Regions from separate parts of the Mus musculus genome. Here region 1 is linked to region 2. Evidence: chromatin loops called from intact Hi-C (ENCODE). Cell type or tissue: heart. All regions are shown on one strand.

The links. Peaks named below come from ENCODE experiments on the same cell type or tissue, not always from the same donor. Only the 100,000 strongest peaks of a DNase experiment are listed, where the experiment ranks them.
Region 1: it touches region 2 in a loop (13-fold over the local background); 3 of 42 quality-filtered maps call a loop at or near these places.

The regions. Positions count from the first base shown.
Region 1 is chr10:63,423,785-63,431,784 of GRCm38, reverse strand. n-TStga3 (a tRNA gene) reads left to right here and starts at 2,228; the gene lies at 2,228-2,309. It also overlaps a transcript of Ctnna3 not described here. In heart, CTCF peaks have their summits at 3,570 (motif pointing right) and 7,147 (motif pointing right); DNase peaks (open chromatin) are centred at 1,654, 2,184 and 2,874; H3K4me3 peaks cover 2,218 bases; H3K27ac peaks cover 2,027 bases.
Region 2 is chr10:63,335,417-63,343,416 of GRCm38, reverse strand. It overlaps Sirt1 (sirtuin 1), which reads left to right and starts at 4,382. Exons shown (of 9, transcript NM_019812.3): 1 at 4,382-4,852; 2 at 6,321-6,437; 3 at 7,540-7,781. The coding sequence starts at 4,447. RefSeq lists a promoter at 3,818-4,446. In heart, a CTCF peak has its summit at 4,406; DNase peaks (open chromatin) are centred at 4,326 and 4,966; H3K4me3 peaks cover 3,184 bases; H3K27ac peaks cover 1,686 bases.

The DNA of each region.
Region 1 (8,000 bases), 88 kb before region 2:
TGCGTTTAGTCTCTGGTAGGTGAGTGCGGTTCCTTAAGGGCAACTGTCACTTGAGAATGGATGCTCGGGATAAAGAACAAAAATTATGCACCTCAAAAATATTCTGTAGTGTTGAAGAGATGGCCAAGTGGGTAAAGAGCTTCCTGCGCATGCGTCAGATCCTGACTTCAGCTCTCCAGCAACCCAACAACCCCGGAGCTGGGCATGGAGTAGAGACTAGCCCCTGGAGGTGGGCAGAGCAGCTTGCTGGCCAACCAATCAAACCAATGTGAAGAAGAATGCCCCCTACAGGCTCGCATATGTGAAGGCTTGATCCCCAGTTAATGGAACTGCTTTGGAAAGGATGAGGAATTGTGACCTTGTTGGAGGAGGCATGTCACCAGGAGTGGGCTCTGAGGGCCCAGTTAGTGTCAGTCTCTCAGTCTCTCTTCCTCTCTCCCTCCCTCTCTCTGCCTCCAACTTTCAGATAAGATGTCCGCTCTCAGCTACTGCCTCAGTGCCATGCCAGCCTGACTGCTTCCATGCTCCCCACCATGATGGCCACAGACTCACGCTCTGAACTGTAAGTCCCTATGAAATGCTTTCTTTAATAAGTTGCCTAGGTCACAGTGTTTCTTCCCAGCAACTGAGACCAGATGAGTTCAAGAGGCAGTGGGAGACTACCTCAGAATATATCAGATGAGAAAACATTTTTAAATAAGGGTCAGAGAGTGAAAGGGAAAGATTCCTAAAATCATCTCTGACCCAAACACACACCATATATGAGTAGGCACCCAAACACCACACACACACACACACACACATCTGATCTGTTAGTTTGCTTACTGTCATATCAGTCTTCCTTATTTATTCCACTGTACTAGAGATTAACAAAGGACAATGAAGATTAAAAAGAACTTCAAACTGTAGATAACAAATCATGGGACCTTCACTTAATTTTAATTTTTAAAGAGACTGTCTTGCTCAGGTTGGAATACAGTGATTATTCACATTTAACTGATCTAACTACATTTAACTGATTTAACTACTATTTAAACTAATTTTGCATGTTGTAACTTTGAATCTCCCGTTTATTAACTATATAGCCTTTCCCAAAAAACTCATGGGCCAGTGTCCCCTGGAAAAATGACAGGCTTAGAACAGCCCTTAATGTTTCTTCCTTTATGATTTATATGATTTTATAAAATGTCCCCACAGGCCTCAACAAAATGGATTTGATGCCTTTTTGTTTTGTATTGTATTTTGAGTAGCGCAGGCTGTCCTAAAACTCACTCTGTAGACCAGGCTGGCCTCGAACTCAGAGATCCACCTGCCTCTACCTCCTGAGTGCTGGGATTAAAGGTGTACATGTAGAATCAGAGAACAAGATAAGCAACACCCTATTAGGCTTAGCAGGGTTAATTGGGACAAAAAAGCCACGAGTGATTGTCACAAACAGGACCAAAGTGATGCCATTTGATCTGGGGCTCCTACTGTACCCCAGCTGATCACCTTGAAATTTTTACCCTAGGGGTTCCCGGGATACCACCCGGGATACCACAGCGCACGGTCTGTCACGTGCCAGCACCGTTACTAAAGAGGGAGGTCTCAAGAAAGTCCACACACCTATCAGGAGGTCGCTCGACACCTCGGCTTCCGGCCTCCTCCTGAGAAACCTGCGCTCAGCCTCCGGGCGGGGAATTCAAACAGGGAGGACGGGGTGAGGGTAGAAGCTGCGCATGCGCGCTGCGGTGGCCTCCCACCCGCGAGCCGCCGCGCTTCCGACGGCCGTCCGACGGGTTTGAGCGCGTCCACGAGGCCACGCAAAAAAAAATCACGCAGGGCGGCTCCCACGTTCGCGCTGAAGGGTAACGAACGCAGAGCTAACGCGCACCGGAGAGAGCCGCGACTTCCGAGCGGGCGAGCCCTCCACACGCAGCGAGACAACCCTATGGTTCACGGCCATCCCGTAACGCCGCTGGGAAAGCGGGAGGGCAAAAGCCAGGTCTGCGACCAGAAACCAGGTTAGGCGGCAGATCCCCGAACACAGCGAAGGACCGAGTTCTAGGACCCGGACGCGCCCCCTTTTCTTTTTCTCCGCGTCCTCGCGGAAACTTCAGCCACTCCACGTCCCAGGCGCCTCAGCCTACGGAGCTGCAAGCCGCTGCAGGCCCCGCCTACTCTCAGCGCTGGCGCGCGTGCACTGGCTGATACCCTAAAGTGTCTCCGCCTTCGTCCTTTCTCCGTAGCAGCGATGGCCGAGTGGTTAAGGCGTTGGACTTGAAATCCAATGGGGTCTCCCCGCGCAGGTTCGAACCCTGCTCGCTGCGGAAGCGGGTGCTTCACTTTTTTTTTTTTTTTTTTTTTTCATACAACATTACTACTTCAATTCTTAATGTACCCGCCGCTTGTCCTGTATCTGCCAGATAAAAATCTACGGAATGGTTTAAGGTACCAAAGAACATTAAATGTCAGTGCTGTGAGCTCCCCTACTCATAACGTGGGAAGAAATCTTCTCCCCTAAAAGCAGCTTTAAAAATCTTGATGTTAACACGAAGGCCAGGCTCGAAAGATAGAAATATGAACGCTGAAACTTCTAGCGTAAAGTCCTGGGCTTTCCCAGGATGGCAAGCTATCGTCCAAACTAAGGGCATCTTTTCCCTCCTCCGAAAAACTCCAAAGTGCTGTGAGCCGGGAAGCTTTTCTAAAATAACTCTACTTAGAATGTACGCTAAAGTCCACATAATGGAACGCCTTTTGACGCAGGTCTCACTGTATCCATTTGCCTAGTTAAATCCTATATTCCTGGGCTCCAGTCATCTGCCCAGAGCACTGAGATCCCAGAGAAGCCAGCGGTACCCAGACACCGGCGGCTTGAAAGGATGCTAGTGGTGTAGTTGCGTTGCCAAGTGCAAAACTTATCATCACGGGTCGGAAACGCTCCCTGGTGTTGTGTAGCTCTTTCTCCTAACGGCAGGAGAGAGGTTTGAGAAGCAGGAAGCAAGGGAAAATCACAAAGCCCAGGAGGCTGAGAGAGCAACAGTTGGAGGGGAGAGGATTCTGGTGGAGCTGTCTGCAAGTTGAGCAGGGAGCCCCTCAGGAGAGACCCTGACCTGTAGAGGAAATGTCGAGAAAGAGAAAGCAATGAGTGAATGGAGGCTGAAGAGAAACACGCTAAACCACTCGCAGACGTTATTATCTCCAACTGTTAAGATATGAGGACGGTTTGATTGTTTTAATAGATTTTGCTTGACTGAGATTCTAGAATGTAATATCGCTTCAGTATGACGTTTTAAATAAGAAAACTATGAGGGTCACCTTAGGGACCGTGCACACCCAAGGCTCCTTCCTGTTCACCACTCAAATGACAGGAAATTTGGTTTTTTTTTTTTTTTGAGACAGGGTTTTTCTGTGTAACCCTGGCTATCCTGGAACTCACTCTGTAGGCTTCGAACTCAGAAATCCACCTGCCTCTACCTCCCAAGTGCTGGGATTAAAGGCATGCGCCACCACTGCCCGGCACTATCTATTTTTCTAAGATATATTTATTTTATTTATATGAGTACGCTGTAGCTGTCTTCAGACACACCAGAAGAGGGCATCAGATCCCATTACAGATGGTTTTGAGCCACCATGTGGTTGCTGGGAATTGAACTCAGGACCTATGGAAGAGCAGTCAGTGCTCTTAACTGCTGAGCCGTCTCTCCAGCCCATAGCTATCTATTTTGAGATTGAATTTTGCTATGCAGCTCTGGCTGCCTAAAAGTCTCTATGCAGAACACGCTAGCCTCAAACTCACGGAAATCCACCTGCCTTTTCCCCCAAGTACTGGGATTAAAAGGTCTGTGCCACCATGATCAACTTTTTTTTTAAATTTCATGTATACATGTATATATAGGAGTGTGTGTGTGTGTGTGTGTGTGTGTGTGTGCGTGTGCACATATACCTCGTGTATTTAAAAGGTTATGTGCTGCTCAGACTCCATTTCCCTACTTGTGATGCTATGGTCAACCTATCACAACTGGTGGATCCTGAGAGAGGAGGGGAGGCCAGAACAGCTGGGAGTGATTTTAGGTTCGGGGTGGAAGCCGAGAAAACTCACTTCAGATACAGAAGCTTAAAAAGGAAATTTTATTTTCTGAGCACTTAGGAATTGCAACAGCAATTCAGGATCTGAACTGAGTTCCTGAAGGGAGATTGTACAACAGTTTTATAGGATGGGAACACAAAGTGAGGGGGGAGGAGCTGGAGAGAGCTGCAGTGGTATCTTGTGTCTTGACATTATGGGTTAAGCAAAGGAGTACCCACTGGAGACTTGTTTGACCCTGCTCGTAAGGTCCTTGAGATGGCTGGACACAGACAGCTGACTCCTTACACATTGTCCCTGAGATATCTGGGCTCAAACAGCTGTTTACAACAGAAGCTCTTGAGCTCTAGGGAAGTCCCCAGCTCCCCCGGGGCCTGGGACCTTGAATGTAGTTTCTCCCTCTGATTAAACGGGGTCTGAAAAGACAATAATAGTACTTAAAATAAGTTTCTTTTGCTTGATCCCAACAGCTAAACCGCAGGCGGCAGTGAGCATGGCGACCCAGTGAGACGGCTCAGTTTCCTCAGGGAACGAAAGATATTTAAACCTTTGAGGGGTGAACAGGGGTCATGGGTGAGAGTACATCATTGGCCAGGCAGGGCTAGGATGCTAGGAATGCCTCATTTGCGTAAGGAGGAATTGCAGATGCTATTGGACACAACCTTATAAGGGGAGAGGAAGTTTAACCTGGCTACTGGCTACATGACCTCTGGAACAGGGGAGGGGCAAAAGTTGGGGCACAGGGCTATGTGCACCACGACTTGCAGGCCCGGGGCAGGAGTCAACAATTCTAACCCTCTGATCTCAGGATGAGATTTTCCAGTGTAAGGGTCCGTGGTTCACTGAAGAATAATATCCCTGACTCAAATAGTATGTAAAAACAAAGTGTGTTTTATTCTGCAGAAGTCCACCATGCTAGGGTTTACCATTACCAAGATAGAGATACCCAAGTGAGCTTGCAGGCCTGATTTAAAGCACACTAGGGAATTCCGGGGTAGGTGACTTCTATGTTAATCCATTGGGTCCATCTCTACGGACATTCCATTACCAGGATGTGGGGGTCTGGAAACTTGCTGAGGAGGTCTGGAAACTGCCGCTGACCCATTGTCCTTGCCTCAGGTCAGGTGGCAGAGACATTCCATTACCTGGGCGTGAAAGCTGGAGTTTTATATTCATACCCTTCCCAAACAACACACTCTTGCAAAACATTGCATGCCCTTTATCCTGGCAGCTTCAAGAAAAACACCACATGTCTGTTCTCAGCAAAACAGCCTCCCTAACCCCTACCCATCTTCTCAGAGAGCAACTTCCAGAAAAATATCACATGACACAATTGAGTCTCTTAAATAAATAAATAAGTAAATAAATAAATAAATAATAAATTTCCACTTCAAGGCAAGCACATACAGACCTGTAGCTCACTAACTTTGCCTCCCTAACAGCAGTTCCCTGGTCTCGTGTCACTTGGATGGCGCCTCCCTCTTCAGTAAGCAAGGGAGAATTTCCTAGAAAACACTAACAAGTGGAGGCTGTAATTCAGTGCACACCTAGTGTAGCCGCTGGTGGCCACGGGTTACTGAGTTCCGGAAAGGAAAGATGGGGTTGGGTAGAGGCTGCAAGAGAAATATCGAGCCAAGACAAAGTTCTCCAATCAAGACCCAGTGTTTACTTATGAGTCTGAGCTGGTGGCTACAGTGTATAGCTGGGACTACAGACACTGCACCCAGCTAGAAATCTTAATTTATAGCAAGGCAAACTAGAAACCCTTTTTGTTAAGTGATTTGCTTAGTGAATAAATGACAATAGGTCTCCATTAGAGATGGTTCTCTCTCATCTCACCCTGCCACGAGGGGTCCCTTCCTGGAAGACACCGGGTGTAATTTTCAGTTTTTCTTTCAGTGTATTTTATATTTATTTCTAAAATATTATATCTTTATGTATTTTGCCTGCATTTATGTCTGTGCACCACATGCATACAAGTATCCACAGAGACCAGAAGAGGACATCAGATCCTTTTGAAGTAGAGTTCCAGGTGGCTGTTAGCCATCATGTGGGTGTTGAGAACTGAACCTGGGTCCTCTGGAAGAGCAGCAAACACTCTCTGGCCTCTACAACCGTCATGTTTTGTTTTGTTTATAGGTTGTTTTGTTGTTGTTGTATTCTAGTTTTATTATATAGTTCTGGCTGTCCTGGGAATAAATTTGTAAACCAGGCTGGCCCCAAACTCACAGAGATCCACCTGAGTGCTGAGATTAAAGGTGTGTGACACTACCCCACACACATCTCTATGCACACCTGAGAACATACACAAGTGTCAGCGTACCAGTTGTTTTGAACTTAGCTTTCCTCCTTTAGACATCCCGTCTTTCTATTCCAAGAGCTTGTTCCTTAGAAGTGGCTCGGCTCACGCAAATGCCGATAGAGCTCGCTGAGTCAGAATGGACAGAACATAATTTATTCAACCAAGTCCTTGTTGATGACCGTGAAAGCGGATTCCGGTGTTTTGATTTTAAAACAAACAAAAATAATGCGGCGGGGTGCGCAGGGGAACTCAAAGAAATTGTGACATTTATACAGTTAAACATGACATTTTCTAATTTTATTAACAATTCAATATGTCCCGGCAACATTATCTGTGACCACAGCCTCTGCCCATCCAAATGCCACCCTGGGTGTAGTAGTGGCTGCCTCTGGCTCAGGAATGGAATGCAAAAGGAATAAGTAAGGGAGAAAACTGATTCCTGGAAGTTGTGCTCTAAGTGTAGCATTCATGTGGACACACACGCACACATGCACACACACATAAATATGGAAATGTAATTTTAAATTTTTTAGAAAGAAACCCATTGTGGTGGTTTGAATGAGCAATGTCCCCACAGGCTCGGGTATCCAAACACTTAGTTCCCAGTTGGCAGTGCTGTTTGGTGAAGTTTAGGACATGGGGTCTTGATGGAAGAAGGACAACCCTGTGAGTTTTGTCATGTTTCCTCACCACAGTAGACTCCTTTTTTTTTTAAGGATTTATTTATTTATTATGTATACAGTGTTCTTCCTGTATGTATGCCTGCAAGCCAGAAGAGGGCACCAGATCCCACTACAAAGGTCTGTGAGCCACCATGTGGTTGCTGGAAATTGAACTCAGAACAGCCAGTGCTCTTAACCTCTGAGCCATTTCCCCAGCCCCACAGTAGACTCTCATCCCTCCAGATAAACAGAAATAAATTCTTTCTCCCATAAATTGCCTTTGGTCATAGCATCTCACCATAGCAACAAGAAAAGAGCTACTAACCAGTTATTTTGTATGCCAACAACAACAACAAAAAAAAGATATATTTAGAAAAAAGTACATCACACATTTTGAGAAGGAAAGAAAAGTGAGCAGGAAGGAGAGAGAGATGAAGGGAAGTGATGGCTCAGTGGTTAAGAGCACTGACTGTTCTTCCAGAGGTCATGAGTTCAAATCCCAGCAACCACATGGTGGCTCACAACCATCCTAATGGGATCTGATGCCCTTTTCTGGAGTGTTTGAAGACAGCTACAGGGTACTCACATACAAAAAAGAAAGAAAAGAAAAGAAACAAGATTAGACAAAGCAAGAGGAAGGAAAGAAAGGAGATTCAAGGAAGCGGCAGAAATGGGGCTAGGAAGCGAGTCAGCTGGAAACGGTTCCTGTCGGGTTGGTCTGGTGCTGCTTGTTTTCAGATGCTGAATTCTGTACCTCTATCTGCTTGCTCTGAGATGAGCAGATCCTCCGGACACAGGCTACTGCTATCTAAACCTTGTTGCCCAAGTTATCCCTGATTGGTTAATTAAGATGCCTACAGCCTGGGCTGAGTAAAAGAGATGGTGGTGGAGGGAGGTTCCTGGGCTTTGGGTTGGGGAGAGACCAGGGAGCAGAGGAAGGGGAAAAGAAAGGAGTGGTCATAGGGTTAGG
Region 2 (8,000 bases):
GTTTTGTGTTTCTTTTTTCTTTTCTTTTCTTTCTTTTTTTTGGTTTTTCAAGACAGTTTTTTTCTGTAGCTTTTGGTTTGTTTGTTTGTTTGTTTGTTTGTTTTCAAGACAGAGTTTTCTTCTGTAGCCCTGGCTGTCCTGGAACTCACTCTGTAAACCAGGCTGCCCTTGAACTCAAAGATCTGCCTGCCTCTGCCTCCTGAATGCTGGGACTAAAGGTGTGTACCACCACTGCCTGGCTTCAGCAGTGTCTTTTCTTTTCTTTTCTTTTCTTTTTTTTTTTTTAAAGATTTATTTATTATTATATCTAAGTACACTGTAGCTGTCTTCAGATGCACCAGAAGAGGGCATCAGATCTCATTACGGATGGTTGTTAGCCACCATGTGGTTGCTGGGATTTGAACTCAGGACCTTCGGAGGAGCAGTAGGTGCTCTTAACCACTGAGCCATCTCTCCAGCTCGGCAGTGTGTTTTCTTAAACTTCACGATACTCTTAGTTTAATTCCCAGTGCTGGAAAATAACAATCATTACTGCCACCACCACCACTGCCACAATTATAGGTAATCCAGCAGCCAACACAAGCACAATACACATAGCTACGATATCTTTTTCATTTCCTTTTGTGTGGTGAGGCTAAAACCCAGGGCATTCTATCTAAATAATCTACCACTGAGCTACAATCCCCAGCAACCTCCCCCCCAATCATTGTCTCTTCTCTTCTTCCTACTCCTTTGGCCTCCTCTTTCCCTTCCATCCTTCCTGCTCTACTACCTTCACTTCAAGACGGAATCTTATGTTGCTCTGTCTGGCCATGAATTTGCTTAGACAAGTGTCTTATTTAAGGTTTCAGTTGCTGTACTAAAACACCATGGACATAACTTTGGGAGAGAAGGGTTTATTTCTGCTTCCAACTCTCAGGTCATACTCAGTCACTGAGGGACTTTAGGACAGGAACTTAAGGCAGGAACCTGGAGGCAGGAACTGAGGCAGAGGCCATGGAGGGATGCTGCTTACTGGAGTACTCTATAGCTTGCTCAGCCTCTCTCTCTCTTTCTTTCTTTCTTTCTTTCTTTCTTTCTTTCTTTCTTTCTTTCTTTCTTTCTTTCTCCTGATTATATATATATATAATTTTTTATTTTTTTATACAAGCTTTCTCTATGTAGCCCTGGCTGTCCTGGAATTTGCTTTGTAGACCAGGTTGGCCTCGAACTCACAGAGATCCACTTCCCTCTGCTTCCTGAGGAATCCTGCTGGGATTAAAGGCATGCACCACCACTGTTTGACTCAGCCTGCTTTCTTATAGCACCCAGGATCAGGGTTGGCACCATCCACAGTGAGCCGGGCCCTTTCCACATCAATCAGACTTGCTGACAGGAAAATCTAGTGGGAGCATTTTCTCAACCGAGATTCCCTCTTCTAAAATGTCTCTACCTATGTCAAGTTGACATAAACCTAGCCAGCATAACAGGACTGACATGTGACTTTCTATCTTCCTGCTTCTACTTCCCAGGTGCTGGGACTGCAGACCACGTTCCACCATGCCTGATTTCTGAGGGGCTAGGATTGAATGCAGAGCTTTGTGCATTGCTATGTGGTACCAAAGGTACTATATCAGTCCTGATTCTTGCCTGATTCATGAACTTCTCTAGTCTGCCAACTGGAACAATACAACCTGCCAGTCTTCTTTGTGTATAGGTGCACCACTAACTTCTAGAAAGCTGGATGCAATAAGTAGCAAGTGCCACTTGCTTTCATGGTTAGCTTGTAAAACCCCTTCAACGTATGCTTAAACAGCACAGTGCTATACATGTTTCCTGCCTCCTGTGCTGTGTGGCTTGGAGATCCTCTTTTTCTACCACGTGGGCCCCAGAGATCAAGTTATCATCAGGCTGTTCCCCATAGATCCATGTCCCTGTCCCCATTTTTTTTTTTTTTTTTTTTTACTTTTGTTTGGTACAGTCTTTAATGATGTAGTCCTTGGTAGCCTAGACATAAGTAAAACAAGCTGGCCTCAAACTCATGGAGATCCACCTGCTGCTGCCTTCCTAGAGCTGGGATTAAAGGCGTGTACCACTGCGGGGGACCTAAAGAATATTACTATTTATTGTTTTTGAGACAGGGTCTCACTCTACAGTTCTGTCTGCCTTGGAACTTGCTATGTAAACTATGCGGGCCTCAAATCTCCATTCTGCCTCCTGAGTGCTAAGGTTGAAAGTGTGTTCAGCCACATCCATCCTGGGCCTAAGGATTTTTAAAAATTGTTTGCATTGTTTGTGAGTGTGAGTGTGTGTGTGTGTGTGTGTGTGTATGCTCGAGTGCACAAAACACCTTTGGAAATCAGAATAGTCTGGAACTGGAGTTACAGGTGGTTGTGAGCCACCTGAAATAGGTGCTGGGAACCAAATTCAAGTTCTCTGAAAGATTATTGCATGTGCTTAACCACTGAGCTATAGCAACACTCCCAGGTTTAATATTTTAATTTTAATTATTTTTTTTTTTTTAGTCTTTGAGCCTACGTGGCCCTGGCTTGCCTGAACTTCATATGTACACCAGGATGCCTAGATTTGCCTGCATCTGCCTCAAGTGCAGGGAGTAAAGGTCTGTCCCATCATGCCAGGCTCCTGAGTCCTGTTGTAAAAGGTGTGTGCTGCCACGTGTGGCTAGTGTTTTGTTTTTGAGATAGGGTGGGATCAAATTTATTACCTAGTGCAAATGGATTTAATTTTCTGATCCTGCTGCCTCTAACTCTAAAATCTGGGGAAACCCCACTGTAATTGAACCATGTGCAATTGAGCCCTAATGATCCAAATGGATACAGGTGCTCAGAATTTCATGGTAACTAGAAAGTGAAGGGGCTTAGAGTTGTGAAGGAACTAAGGATTATTTAAAAAATTATTTAAATATGTATTTTTATGCTGGGCTTGCTGGTGTACATCTTTAATCCCAGCAGTTCAAGAAGCAGAGGCAGGTGGCCTCTGAGTTCAAGGACAGCCTGATCTACAGAGTTCCTGGACAGCCAGGGCTACACAGAGAAACCCTAACTCATAAAACAACAACAAAGAGGATTTTTATGTGTTTGGGTCTTTTGGCTCCATACATGTCTGTGTTTACCAAAAGCAGGTGTCAGATCTGAAGGTATGAGCTGTCATGTGGATGATGGGAGTCAAACCTAGGGCCTCTGCAGGAGCAACAAGTGCTGTTAACTACAGAGCCATTTCTACAATTCTAGAAGTAAGATTATTTTTTCGAGACAGGGTTTCTTTGTGTAGCCTTGGCTGTCCTAGTGAACCTCCTCCTGTCTCCTCCAGCTTGCTGGGATTAAAGGCCTGTGCCACCATCAACTGCCTAGGATTTTAAAACTAATGTCATTTACTTTAAACCTGACTAGCTGATTTCTCATGGTCTATCGTTTTAAATTTCGTTTTTGAGACGAGGTCTTATGTATTCCAGGCCTTTTTTGAACTTCCTAAGTAGTTGGAGATTACCTTCAACTTACCCTCCTTCCTCCCTCTCTCTAGGGCTTCGGGGTTGTCTGGCAAGCGTGACTTTACAACTGAGCTACAGTCTCTTTCGGTCCTGGCCCTGTCATTTTAGAGATGATTAAAAACTGGGCTTAGAAAAGGTTCAGTCAATCGCCCAAGTCACAAGAGCCCAGGCCCAATCTGACTCTTAACACAGAAGTTTGTGGAGAACCAACCACTCTCCCTTCTGTCCTCTCTCTTGCTGCCCCAAGAGATGAATTTTACCAAAGACTAAAGCGAGGTACAGAGGACCTGGTGGGTCCAGAGAGCAGATAGGGCGGGTCCTCAATCGCCAGATCTTTCCAGGAGGGCAACAGGCCCCGAGGGCTGGCTTGGGCATTCCATTGCACTTGAGAAGGGAGATTGGGAGAGAGCGCAAACTTCCTGAGGAGAGACCACAGGGGTAACCTGAGGAAGAGCTGTCACAGAGCAAGGGCAAGGCAGGTGGAGGAGTTCTCCTCAGGAAGGCCGGCGTCGGCCAGGTTGGGCTCTCCAGAGCCCCTGAGGTAAAAGCCGACTTGAGGCGAAGAGGCGCAGGCAGGCAAGGTGCACGCGTGAGGCCCAGGTGGGAAGTGGCGGCGCCATCGCAAACTTGAACCACCGCGGCGATCCCGGACGAGCAAGCGAGCGAGCGAGCGAGCGAGCGAACGGGTCGGGCGGGCGGGAGGCGCCAGAGGCCGCTGAGGGGAGCCGAGCCGCCCTGGGTGGGGCCGGGAAGGGCCCAGGCCGCGGGCGGCGCCCGGCCACGTGACCCGGCGTGTTGTGGTCCGGCCCGCGTGGGTGGCGGGAGAGGCGCGGGGGCGGGGAGGGGCGGGTCACGTGACGGGGTTTAAATCTCCCGCAGCCGAGCCGCGGGGGCGCCAGTGCCGCGCGTCGAGCGGAGCAGAGGAGGCGAGGGCGGAGGGCCAGAGAGGCAGTTGGAAGATGGCGGACGAGGTGGCGCTCGCCCTTCAGGCCGCCGGCTCCCCTTCCGCGGCGGCCGCCATGGAGGCCGCGTCGCAGCCGGCGGACGAGCCGCTCCGCAAGAGGCCCCGCCGAGACGGGCCTGGCCTCGGGCGCAGCCCGGGCGAGCCGAGCGCAGCAGTGGCGCCGGCGGCCGCGGGGTGTGAGGCGGCGAGCGCCGCGGCCCCGGCGGCGCTGTGGCGGGAGGCGGCAGGGGCGGCGGCGAGCGCGGAGCGGGAGGCCCCGGCGACGGCCGTGGCCGGGGACGGAGACAATGGGTCCGGCCTGCGGCGGGAGCCGAGGGCGGCTGACGACTTCGACGACGACGAGGGCGAGGAGGAGGACGAGGCGGCGGCGGCAGCGGCGGCGGCAGCGATCGGCTACCGAGGTGAGTCCGCGCGCGCTGCCGCGCAGCCGCGTCCCTCCGCGTCCCCGCCTGTGACCCGGTCCCAGGTTGCCCAGGGCCCCGAGAGCTCCGCGGGCTCCGCGGCGGCGGCGGCGGCAGCGGCGCAGCTCGGCCCTGGCTCGGCCGCGCGCCGCCGAGCTCGCCGGCCCTGCTGCGGAGCCGCGCGCGGACTCGCCGCTCGCCTGGGCCGCCTTGCGCTGCTGCGCGCAGTCGCCGGGACCGCGGTTCTCGCAGTTTGGCGTTAGAGTGAAGTTTTCCCTCCCTCGGTTTGGTTTCCCTCCCGATGCGCCTTTAGTGAAGTTATAGTTTTCCTCACTGCACACTTTGCTTTGCGACTTTGGGGCTGTCCCGTGGATCGACATGCGATTTCGTTTTGCAAACTGACACCTGTGTTGCTTTTTTTTTTTTTTTTCTTTTTTGGATAGACCTATGTCTTTTTTTGAAGTTAGAAATTTTAATACACCAAAGCTATTTCTTGAGACACAGTCTAAAAAATGTAAGGAAATGGCTATTCCTAAAAATGTTGCTTTTCTGCGATTGCATTTATCACTTCGATATAGAGGAGTTATAGTTGTACTGTACTTTCGTAAGTTTTCTTTTCCTTTCAAAATCATGCTCGCAACATTTTTAGATTAACAAACCTGAAACAAACCTGCTTGGTTTTGCCCTATTGACGCCAAACGTTTGGGTTACTTTTTTGTTTTGTTTTTGTAATAATGCCACTTATCGTCTTCCTGAAAAGCTTTGTACAGAATTTATCAGAGTCTGTCAGTGCCCTTGTAGATGTTTGTGGCTCGTATAATGGTGCCATGAATTAAAAAACAACAAAACGTGTTAGGGACTGAAATAGGAAATGACCCTTGATGTCAGGTATTAAAGGGGAAACAAGTCGCATAAAGTATGCTTCGTGTTCTTTAAATCATACATTTACTAACACCCAGTGGCTGAAGCAGGTAGATTGCTACTTGAAAGGGCTACGGAAAGAGACTTTCTCTGGTTGGGGCAGTGAGAACACAGCCAGGGATTGATTTTTATCTCAGTGATATTTAGAAGTAATTTCTATTTGATGCATTTCATGAAGTTGTATTTCTTTGTCCTGGGCATGGAACCCTGAGCTGCTTTTGTAGGGCTACACAGATTTTATTTGTGTGTGTGTGTGTGTGTCTTCATTTTGGATTTTTTGAGGTAGGGTCCCTGTTTAGCCCAGGCTGGTCCGGAACTCACTATTTTATATATGTCAGGCTGGTTTCCAATGTCTGTGCCTTCCAGGTGCTGGAGTTACAGATGTGTGTGCTTCTGTGCCTTTCTGGTTTTTTGTTTTTGTCTCAAGAACCTGTGTGTGTCTCACCATACAGGCCAAACGGGCCTCAAAGTACCTGGGATTGCAGGTGTGGACCGCAGGGCCCAGCTGGGGATTGTCTGAGCCGCAGCCTTTTGATCTCTTTGACAGACAACCTCCTGTTGACCGATGGACTCCTCACTAATGGCTTTCATTCCTGTGAAAGTGATGACGATGACAGAACGTCACACGCCAGCTCTAGTGACTGGACTCCGCGGCCGCGGATAGGTATGCTTCAGGCATGTGCATCTTTGAAACAATTGCAAACTTCCTTCATTCCTTCCGTCCTTCTGTCCGTCCTTCCTTTTTGAGACAAGATATTTTATAGCCCAAGCTAGTTAAGCTACTCTGCAGTCTCTGCCCAGCCTCTGGAGTACATCACAACCAAAGCTCTTTTTGACTTACTCTTCCTTCTCTCTTTTCTTGATTTTTTTTTTTTTTTTTTTTGACATTTTCATCTATCCTATGATGGCTTTAAACTTGTGGAGTCTAGGATGTAAGGATGACATTGATATCCTGACTTTACCAGCAGTCCAGAGTGCTGGGATTATAGGTGTGCTGTATGTACCATGTCCGTTTGTCAGTGCCTGAGGTTAGGTCCTCACCTCTTTTCTTCTGTACATTGTTTTTGCTTTCTGTGTACAGCCTTTGGGGGTTTTGCTTGCTTGTTTTGTTGTGGTTGTTGTCGTTCGTCTGCTTGCTTGTTGAGACAGGAACACGTATAGCCTAGACTGGCTTGAACTCATTGGCTGGGTAGCCAGCCAGCACATATTAGCCTTGAATTTCTGATCTTGTGTCTAAATGCTGGGGATTATAGTTATTTGGTACCACCCCAACAGCTGCTTTTGTACCAACTTTAAATTCTCTGTCACCTTTACCATTTAGATTTAGTTGCTCAGGTATTGGTAAGATTTTTTTTTTCTTGGCCTCCTGCATGGTAATCCTTGAGTCGCTCACCACGTCCTCCCATCTAAGGCAGTCAGAATACCTAGACAGTCCAGGCAGTAGTGGCAGGCATCTTTAATCCTAGCACTCAGGAGGCAGAGGCAGGAGAATCTTGAGTTCTAGGCCAGCCTGATCTACAGAGCAAGTTCCAGGAGAGCCAGGGCTACACAGAAACCCTGTCCCCAACCAACCAACCAAAAAAACCCCTTAGACTTAAGCACACCCTCCCCAAACTGAATTAGTCAGATCTTGTTAGGGATATGACATGAAATACATATAAATTGTATTCTTTGCATAAAAATGTATATATTGCTAACTCATTGCTTGAAAAAATAGCTTTTTATTAGAAGTGGAATTGATGTGAGTCTTTCTTCCCTTAATATAGGTCCATATACTTTTGTTCAGCAACATCTCATGATTGGCACCGATCCTCGAACAATTCTTAAAGATTTATTACCAGAAACAATTCCTCCACCTGAGCTGGATGATATGACGCTGTGGCAGATTGTTATTAATATCCTTTCAGAACCACCAAAGCGGAAAAAAAGAAAAGATATCAATACAATTGAAGATGCTGTGAAGTTACTGCAGGAGTGTAAAAAGATAATAGTTCTGACTGGAGCTGGGGTATGTAAGACGCAGAAAAACAGTAAAGAGAAAGCTAGTAGATATTCCTTTTCCAGCTAACTTTTTCTGCTCTTGATGTAGCCTTTGTTCATAAAAACTGAAGAGAGCCTCATTTGTTAAACTAGTTCAGTGTTTTGAAAAGTTTGACAACTTTAAAGATTTGTATATTTATAGAACAATTGGTAAGTGGAATTATGGTTTATTTTTTTGTTTTTATTT